Linked DNA regions of Homo sapiens: region 1 is linked to region 2. Evidence: chromatin contacts called from ENCODE Hi-C data. All regions are on one chromosome and are shown on one strand. The core of a region is the stretch at or near the end of the contact, and the rest is flanking DNA. Distances in the headings are between cores, read along the strand shown. Region 1 overlaps UBE2N (ubiquitin conjugating enzyme E2 N). Region 2 holds the start of LINC02391 (long intergenic non-protein coding RNA 2391).

The links. A loop is a pair of places that touch in the nucleus more often than their neighbours do. Pooled maps may share reads with other maps.
Region 1: a map with no recorded cell type shows a loop between it and region 2 (2.1-fold over the local background). The contact joins the enhancer-like site here to the promoter of LINC02391 in region 2. A Hi-C loop is called at or near these places in 2 of 37 single-sample maps with no recorded cell type and 2 of 50 pooled maps.

What each region holds. Positions count from the first base shown.
Region 1 is chr12:93,423,993-93,429,463 of GRCh38, forward strand. The region is part of intron 1 of UBE2N (ubiquitin conjugating enzyme E2 N); the gene reads right to left. Among named protein-coding and RNA genes, the nearest start is that of UBE2N, 15 kb to the right of the region's middle. RefSeq lists an enhancer at 2,397-2,446. Within about 2 kb of position 2,164, at least 3 of the 41 ENCODE cell types and tissues checked have a DNase peak (open chromatin) inside an H3K27ac peak, as active enhancers do.
Region 2 is chr12:92,362,268-92,367,245 of GRCh38, forward strand. It overlaps LINC02391 (long intergenic non-protein coding RNA 2391), which reads right to left and starts at 1,565. Exons shown (of 5, transcript XR_007063404.1): 1 at 1,324-1,565. All of the region lies in intron 1 of LOC105369902 (a long non-coding RNA gene), which reads left to right. RefSeq lists enhancers at 548-637, 1,118-1,167.

The DNA of each region.
Region 1 (5,471 bases), core at 914-3,413, 1.1 Mb after region 2:
TAATCTAAATAAAATTAGCCATTCTCCTAATAACCAAAATCCAATTAACATTCTAGAATGTTTTTTGTTGTTGTTGTTCTGATAAAGACAAAAGCCCTTAAAAACAGTTTAATATGTTTACATTTTTTCACTCCTGTGTCACTGCAGCCACTTTCCTCAAGGCTAGTTGATTTACAGACAAATCAATATTCTTTAAAAACCATACGGCATAAACAGGTACTTTTCCTGGCCTACAAGCTAGTGACTATACTAGTATAGCTACCATGTATTTACTTACTCGACCCTTTTTCTTCAGGTTACTTCTGGTTTCAAATGCAGCAATCACAACAAAATTTAATGCCTGAGGACTCCATAATAGGTAAGGCAAGACAAGAACAGATGGAAGCAGAGCAGTTGAACTTTTCAGCGAAGCAAACAAAAAAACAAGTTACATTTCGCTCAGATTTGCATTCTCAATCCAATTGTACCAGTAACACAATTTTGTATAAAATCCAAACCATCAGGAAAGAAAAATTAAAACAGTCTTTCACACTCTGCATACTAACTCTGAGATAAATTAGGAAACATGAAAGCATGCAGATATTGGAGGGTTGTCTCCCACACAGTAAGCATCCTCTCTCAGGGCTAACCATACCGCACAGCTTCAGGAGAGGACCATTCGTATGACAGTCTGCATAAATGGCGCCTCTTGAAGTTATACAGTGAAATACTTTGGATTAAAAAATAAAACTTCAATTTAGCAGTTGCAAAGATCAACTTTATTATTACCTAACCCATGGAAAATGGATTACACATATGATAATTTTAATGAAATCAAAATGTTATTTACCCAAAACATCCCATTTTGCTATCCACTGTCGGTAAATGAGCATTCATTGTGCTTTCACAAAATCTATGCCTCACTTCAGAGAGTTATATTTAATGTTATCTATTTTGTGAAACAAATACATAAATGAACTTTGTTTCGTTTATGAAACGAACAAACCATTTTCCCACACACTAGGAAGACATTCAATCTTTTTATGTTTATGGTGAAGCAGCATCTTTGCAAAGTCAGAAAACAGTAATAACCAACACTACATAAGGCTCAGTATTACGTTAGGGTCTGTTCTTTACATTCTAATCCTTCCAATTACCATAGAGCTAGATTAGTATATTAAGCAGATAAAGAAGCAGAGAGGTCAAATGAGGTTGCCCAAGCTAATATTTGGCAGAGCTAGAAATCAAACTCAAGAGTCTGGCCTCAGATTCTTTGTTCCTGCCATACATAAACATACATTTCATATTCCCTAAATCAGTGTTTTGCTCTAGAGAATTAGGAAGTAAGGCTCTCTGAGCCATAAAACATTATTTTAGTCATGAAAAGCAGCATTTCTACCATCTTGAAAGTCAATTGTCAATTAAGAGGTCAGCAAAAGACTACAGTAGGAATGAACCTTCTGTAAGCCATCCCTTACACACTTTGCTACCTTACTGTCTCTCCAACTAAACTAGTTCCTAGAGATCAAGGCCTGTGTCTAACATTTGCAGACCCAATGTTGGACACCAGTGTGTCTTGCATTTCTTACTGGTTAATGAACAGATCAACTGCAGAACTACCTGAGACCAACCCCACAGAGTAAGGAAAACCACTGACTGGGTTAAAAGGAAATTCAAGAACTTCCAAAAATAGTAGGCCTAGCCAAGCAGTGACTGCAAAGAGCAGGAGTATGCAGAAAAAAAGACTTGCAAGACTCCAAACCGAATCTTTACAAACTATTTCACACGTCTGTCCAAAAGCCTTAGCTTTGACACTATTCCTACAGGTCATACACTTAAATGGACCAATTACGAAGCACCAGAGATACCAGCCTTATCACTTCTTTTGCCCCTCTAGGCAGCTTCAACAATCTAATAAGCATTTTCCTCAATTTAAAAAAGTGATCATTGCCTCAATAATCACGAGTTGACATATTAAAGATGATTCTTTCCCCTACCTCAAGGTTTTGGGAAGAATCTGAAATGAAACAGCTTGGTTAGGGACTTTAATATTTCACAGATTATCAATTAGGTCTGAAATTTGAACAGTCTTAAGAGATCCAGCTGGAGTAAATAACTCAGCAGATTTTTTACTCTTCTGTGATTTCAGATTATCTCGTCCTGCACTACTAAGCCAGAAGAGGAAATGATCCAGACAACTCAGATTTTAATGTAACTGAAATAAGCACAAACTTACACACTAGGGCTGATGTATTACAATAGAGTACGATGGACAATAATACTGGGTCAAATTCATCCACTTCATGTGGACAGCTTGAGTCTCCGAAAGAATGCGACAATACATTCAAAGAACATAAATGCTGGAATCAGTTCTTGCTAGCAACACGAGCCAGCAATGTTATTATGTGAAACTGCATCCAAAAAAAAAAAAAAAAAAGCTACAAAGTCATAAAAATAGCCCTGAGAATAACTAATTTGAATAGTGTAAGTAAACAGTTTTCTTGAGGAAGGAAATCGGGTGGCTGGAACACAGGTAGGAGACACCCTGCAAGTCAAACAAGCTTAATCAAAACAAGAGCTAAAAAAACCCTATAAAACCCCTAATCTGACAAGTCTGAAGTCAAGCCACATACTGCCACATCTCAAGGGCTTCTTACCCATCCCTATCTATCCTGGGCTGGGCCAGGCCAGGCAGTTTTCTAAAAAATCTCTGCCTTAGGAAACTAGTAAGTCAGATATAAAGTCAATCAATGTCTCTCACTTTCCTTCTACACTTTTGTGATTCTGGAGGTAGGACTCTGCCAGGGGCTCCTAGTTTAAGTCTGCAGATAAGGGAGTGTTAAGGGAAAACTGCGAGAGACGACAGTGCTGTCTCCCCTCTCATGGGTGCATCAGCAGATTTTTTTTTTTTTAAGCTCATCGGCTATCATTAGTGTTAGTGTATTTTATGTGTGGCCTAAGACAATTCTTTTTTTTTTTCTTTTGTCGCCCAGACTGGAGTGCAGTGGCACGATCTCGGCTCACTGCAGCCTCTGCTTCCCAGGTTGAAGCAATTCTCCCACCTCAGCCTCCCAAGTAGCTGGGATTACAGGCGTGTGCCACCACACCCAGCTAATTTTTGTATTTTTAGTAGAGACAGGGTTTCACCATGTTGGCCAGGCTGGTCTCGAGCTCCTGACCTCAAGGGATTGGCCCGCCTCAGCCTCCCAAAGGGCTGGGATTACAGGCGTGAGCCACCATGCCCAGCCATGAGACAATTCTTATTCCACTGTGGCCCAGGGAAGCCAAAAGGTTGGAAATCCCTGTTCTAAAGCAATGCAGGCTTCACATGTGACTAGTTTTATGAGAGCCAATACAGATTACCTATCTCCTAAAAATTCTACCTTGCTTCCCTTCAGCACTATCACTTTTTAAAAGGTTTTATTTAGAAAACACTTCAGGTAAAATATTTACAAAGGAATGAAGTACTAATACATGCTACAATATACATGAACCTTGAAAACATGCTAAATGAAAGAAGCCAGAAAGAAAAGGCCACATATTGTATAATTCCATTTATATGAAGTGTGTACAATAGGAAAATCCATAGAATTGGAAAGCAGATAAATGGTTGCCAGGGGTTGAAGGTAGAGTGACTGCTAATGAGCACAGGGTTTTTCTTTTTGGGGTGACAAAAATCTTCTGGAATTAGCAAGTGATGATGTTGTACTACTTTGTGAATACATGAAAAAACCACTAAACTGTACACTTTGAGTGGGTGAATTTTATGGTATGAGAATTATACCTCAAAAAAATAAATGAAGCATTTGAGTTTTCCTTCAATATTCAGTGAGATTTTGGAATCTTACCGATGAATTAGAGATTGGAATAGTAAAAGTAAGTGAAGGGAAAATAAATATCTATTACTTGACTATTTAGTATATAACATATTCACAGCATGTTAACAGAGTTTTCAGTTTTTTGAGATAGGATCTTGCTCTGTCGCCCAGGCTAGAGTATAGTGACACAATCTTGGCTCACTGCCGCCTCAACCTCCCAGGCTCAAGTGATCCTCCCATTTCACCCTCCCAACTAGTAGCTGGGACTACAGACATGTGCCACCACACCTGGCTAATTTTTGTATTTTTTTGTAGACATGGGGCTTCTTCATGTTGCCCAGGCTTTTCTCAAATTCTTGGGCTCAAGCAATCTACTTGCTTCAGCCTCCCAAAGTGCTGGGATCACAGACATGAGCCACCGCACCCAGCCAACAGAAATTTTAGTAATGAATATATATTCATGGACTACACTTCTGAAGAAAAGAAACTTCAAGTTAAAAGATTACTTTTGAAGCTAAGTATCTGTGATCCAAGCATAGACATGCTGACTCAAGTTACACAGTCTTAGTTCAAATATCTCCTGGGTCTGGTATGTCGACATTCTACTCCCCCTTTTCTACTTATGCTTCAAAATTCAGCTCAAATATCATCCTCTAAAAACCTTTCCCTAAACCAACCTTGAGGGTTTTCCAGGCCAGTCTGTCACTTCTTTGGTGTTCCCATTGATGCCTTTGTATTCAATATACAAAGCAGTGCTAGCTGTATGATTTTACTTTTGTCTCCCATTCTACCCATCTTTGCATTGAAGCCAAGCACACATATGACCAGTGTTTCTGCAAAGTGTACACTAAAATCATAAGCAGCTCTTAAAACAACAAAAATATGTTGGGCTGGCAATGTTAAATTTACAAACTTCCCCAGATAATTCCAATGTATAACCATGAACTAAGTACTCAGACTAGAAACAAGTGTTCAGAGAAAATAGCCCATAGATTCTTGTCTTGGCATCCTTGCCAATACATCAGCAGCCCTGCCAATTAAACTAGGAGAAGAAATAGGCAAGGTCTGGCCAAGTACTTCTCTAAGCACAGTCAGTGCTGGCCCCTGAACAGAACTTGCAGCACTTTTAGTTTAACCCTTACCTGAACCACAACAATAAAGACAGGGTCCTGGACAGTGCACTTTATTTGAAAAAGTGTAGGCCAGGCGCGGTGGCTCATGCCTGTAATCCCAGCACTTTTGGAGGCTGAGGCGGGCGGATCACGAGGTCAGGAGTTCAAGATCAGCCTGACCAACATGGTGAAACCCCGTCTCTACTAAAAATACCAAAATTAGCTGGGTGTGGTGGTGCACGCCTGTAGTCCCAGCTACTCAGGAGGCTGAGGAAGTAGAGCTGCTTGAACCCAGGAGGCGGAGGTTGCAGTGAGCCAAGATCACACCATTGCACTCCAGCCTGGGCGACAGAGGGAGACTCTGTCTCAAAAAAAAAAAAAGAAAGAAAGAAAACACAAAACTCAACTTGATATATAAATGAATGCAAGATAACTCTAACATATTTTTAGACTTACTGAGAAAAAAAATTCTCGTTTAAAATTAGTCTGATTCAGTGGTACTTTAAATACAGTCATGCGCTGTATGAGTTTCAGTCAATGATCAACTGCACAAAAGACAGTG
Region 2 (4,978 bases), core at 315-2,814:
CAAGTAATAAAAAGTCATTGTTCGGTAGAGGCTGTCTAGTGTAATGTTTAACAGCATGGACTGTATCCCAAGAATTGAGTCTGAAACCTGAATCTCCCACATACGAGTTCTGTGACATTGAGCCAGATCTTAAAGTCTCTAAATTTCTCTTTTGTTTTGTTTTGTTTTGCATGTAGGGAGAGGAGTATATACTTCCTAAGGTTGTGAAAAGGATGGTTCATAATAAAAGTATGTAGCGTTATTGAGTACATACTATGTGTAGGAATGTTACATGAATAAATTTATGAACCTTCATATTAACCCAATCTGGCAAGTACCTGCACTATTATCACTATTCCTATTTAGTATTTAAGAAAACTCAGGTTTGACTGGATTAGGTGACTTGTCCAAAGGGATACAGTTCAGATTTTTTTTGTTTTTGTTTTTGTTTTATGTAGCATAGAGACTTTTTTCAACTTTTAGATTCAGTGGGTATACATGCAGGTTTGTTACCTGGGTATATTTCATGATTAAAGCTGAGGTTTGAACATGGCAGAGTGATTCTAAAGCCCGTGGTTAAAGGACTATGCTGTCATATTGGCATGTAAAGTGCTTATCATAGCTTAGCATAGAGTAAGGCTTCCACATGCAAATCAAAAGAGAAACATTAAACATTAGCTGAAGAGGAAAACCAAATCACCCACCAGGAGGAAATTGACCTGGCCCTTTCTCCCAAGTGTATCACATGATATGATGTGTGCAGGTGTCAGATGATGCTGAGATGGCCGACAGAGCTCAATTCAGAAACAAGTGATGAGCTCCTTAACAAATTCCCTCAGGAGAGAACTGCCTCCCCTCCCCTTTCAAACGAGGCTGACCTTGAAGTTGTGCCTAAATTGCTCACCACAATCTCAGGCTCAACTTGCTAACTCATCTATCCAAAACACATGCATCCCCGACTTCTCCCTATTTCATGGGGTATCAAAAATAGAGACTTGAACCTCATAAAGTTAGTACAGGCCGGGGTGTTCACCATCTTCATAGCTGATTTACAGTTGCTTTATTAAACTGCCTCTGATCTGGTCAGCAGGCTATGAATGTGAACACCTAGTTAGAGCTGACCTTGAATCCCATTGGAACAGTAGACTTCTTTATTACATTTGAAAACCTAAAAATGTTCAAGGGGAGGTGGAAGGGAGGAGAGGCAGGCAGAGGGTGCTAGGTGCTTTGTTCAACCACCATGGTTCCCTCTGTCGAGATGGAAGATGGCTGTTGCTTAAAGCTTCTGCCCATCTTTGTCCTCTGGAAATATTTGTATTATACAAATCAAAGAATGGAACGCACCTGCCTCCTCCTCATTCTTCTCCCCTCCCCGACACTGGAATGAATGCATACTCTTCACACAGGACCCACAGGAAACCTGTTACCCCAAGTAACTGTTGCATTCTCATGTGTTCAGTCACAGGAAGAATTTCAGTTTCTCTCTTCCCCACGATTGGAGATGAGGCTGAGGTCACGGGAGAGAAAGAGCCCTGTCTTGTCTCCCAACAAGAGGGGTCTGTGCAGCTGCTGGGCCCACAGCAGACAGAAGGCACGCGGCAGCTGAGGCTCTTTAGAAGGCTTCCCACCCACTTCCTGAGTCTGGCTTTGATTTCTTAAAGGGCAGATGCACTTATTCCAGAGTCGCTCCCTGATTCAGCTGTCGGGGGGAGGGTGGAATAAAAAGCTAAAGCAACCATTTCCTTTTCTGTAGCTCCTTTGCTTTGTCTCAGATCCTCTTTTCTGAGTTATCTGCTACTAAGTCTGTCTCTCCTTCCGCTCAGAGCAGCAGTGGCTGAGTTTTGTCGAGTGCTAGATAATCACTGATCTTAATTATAAACAGCCTCAGCTCAGAGGAATGGTTTTGATAGGAAAGTCAACACCAGGACGCAAGATGGGTAGGTAGCAAAATGGAACCCAAGCCAGTTTTCCAATAAAAAACAGACAAAATATATTTATAAGTAAGATTCAATTCATCCTCCACGCAGTAGCAGCCTGGAGGCTCCTTGTGAACTGACCTCTGTCTACTGTCCCCTTTAAACTTTTTTTTTTTTGATACGGAGTCTCACTCTGTCGCCCAGGCTGAAGTGCAGTGGTACAATCTCGCCTCCCTACAACCTCCACTTCCTGGGGTCAAGCAATTCTCCCGCCTCGGCCTCCCGAGTAGCTGGGATTACAAGCACGCATCACCACGCCTGGCTAATTTTTTTTGTATTTTTAGTGGAGACGGGGTTTCGCCATGTTAGCCAGGCTGGTCTCGAACTCCTGACCTCAAGTGATCCGCCTGCCTCGGCCCCCCAAAGTGCTGGGATTACAGGCTTGAGCCACCATGCCTGGCCACCCCTTTAAATTTTATGCTTCAGTAATAGTGTTGATTTTACCTCCAAAATACAGAGCTGTTTCATGCTTCTGTGCCTTTGTGGACTCTTCCCTCTGCCAGAAATGCCTTCTTACTGTGTCTTCCTGGAAATATCTTATTTGACTTTTAAAAACTGGTGCAGACATCACCGCTTCATCTCCCTCCAGTGTTTTTCATTTAATTGGTCTGGGATGTGGCCTGAGCCCTGGGAGTTTTAAGTGCTCCCCAGGTGATTCTAATCTGCACCAGAGTTTGCCAATCACTGCTTAAGGCCAGCAGTTTTCAGACTTGAGCAGGCATCAGAAACAGCTGGAGGGCTTGTTAAGGCACAGATTGCAGGGTCCACCCCCTGAGTGTAGAATTCAGTAGCTCTGGAGAATTTGTATTTCTTTCTTATTTTGTTTTCTCTTTTGTTTTGTTTTGTTTTGTTTTGTTTTACTTTTATGTTTTTGGATCTTGTTGCATACCAAGTTTTTTTTGTTGTTGTTTTTTGTTTTTTAAGGGATTTGCTGATGTTTTTACTATTAGTATTCACATTATTTCCTTTTTTAAAAAAATTTATTTAAAACAGACAAAAATTTTATCTATTTATGGTGTACAACAATGTTTTAATATAGGTACACATTGTGGAATGGCTACATCAAGCTAACTAATATACGCATTACCTTACATGCATGTCATTTTATTTTATTTATTTATTTATTTATTTATTTATTTTTTGCAGTGAGAATTTGCCTTTCTAACAAGTTCCCAGATAAGGCTGATTCTGCTGGTCCTGGGATCAGGTTTTGAGAATCAATGCTCTATTCAAACTCGCTAGCTTGCACAGGTTCCTTACATTGCACTTGTCACCCTGCATTGTCATCCACTTATTTGCATGCCTATTTCTGTCTTTTGAAGGTAAGGACTTTAGCTTTTTTATCACATTACAGAGCACTGCACCTGGTGTATAGTAGATGCTCAACACATGATCACTTAATGAGTAAATATTCAGGGTCTAGTTGTCACAGAGAAAGAAAGTCATGTACAAAATTTATGTCAACTTTTAAACATAAATTATTTAATCCAATAAATATCCCATGCCTCTAAATTTAAATCTAGAAAGGAGTTCTCTAAGCCTCTATGAATGACATCTTGGATTTTGGTGACAGGATTGTGTTGGCAAAGTACTCCTCAGTACACGAGGATAAAAAGGCCCTGTGCAAAAGCAGATTGGATTACATTTACAACAACAACACCTCTTTTTAAACTGACATTTAATGATTATCTCTATCAATAAAGGCCTTTTAAGAGCTCTCCATAAAATGTTGTGAAAAATGAGAACATTTAAAATACAGACAAACAATGGGCCCCATTCATACAGCTTCTTCACATTATTTCTCCTGTATCATGGATCTCAACCAGGCTCACTCACCCTTCTCCAGTGAAGTTGGCACATGTTAACCATATTGATCGTCTGATTACAAATGTAGACTGTGGCAGGGAGTATTTACAAAAGGAACCCATTTGTCCCTGTTACTTGTATGTAGATATCGGACTTAATACACACTCAACTACAAAGCAATAGAACCAGGTAGTAAAATGTTACTCCCAAGGAGATTAGACTCCTATACAGAAAAATGATTTCATTGTTTCATATAACCATATAAAGTAAGTCCAAAGAGATGTTTTTAAAAGTTTCCTAATCCTTACTAATTTCTTAAATACCTACTCCTCAAGAAGAATAAATTCTCTCTCTATTCATTGATCCATAGAATATTTCTAAAAACCTAATAATGTGTTGGCATAGGTCTTTCTGAACCCAAAACCCAGACCTATGTCTTTCTGAACAAAATATGTGATATTGTGTGTGTGTGTGTGCGTGTTGCTTGCTGTCCATTTCAGCAGCCTTCTACTTTGATGACAACCTGATTATTCTGGAAAAAAGCAGTTGCTGTCCTTAGTGGTGCAGCATGTAGTTATTTGGAATTTCAGTAGTATCCAGGTAACATTTTTCATTGAGTCAGTGGGGAAACAGAAGATGAGAAACTCACCCTTCTGAGTTTCTGGTCAATATTTCTTGATTGGAGCTCTGGGTCTCTGGGTCCTCTCTAATTGTTACCTAGAGACTGGATCTTTAGATTATAAAAATATCAAAATACCTGGATATTGACTTTTTGAATTCAGTATATTGCAATTGAATTCCACTTCAACAATAGCAGGTGGCCAATGGGTTGAGTATGATCGAATCAGGAATGAAAGATTCTGTAGACTGTACCTTTCTTTTCAAAAATAAAATTTTGAAAAGTACAGATTTGCCTAAAATATATGGGTAATACATTCAGAGTGCAGACTGACCATGTTTAAGTTGTAAAGCCTGCCGTATGAGGAAGCAGAAACAGATGTAGTAGCTGTTCCCTGCTGGTATGTGCTCTATGTCTTTGGTTGGTTGGGTGGTTGGCTGGTTGGTTTGGTGTTTGGTTGAGTGGATGGGTGGGTGGTTGGGTGGTTAGGTGAGTGGTTGGTTGGTTGGGTGGGTGGGTGGGTGGTTGGGTGGTTGGGTGAGTGGTTGGTTGGTTGGTTGGTTGGTTGGGTGGGTGGTTGGGTGGTTGATTGGTTGGT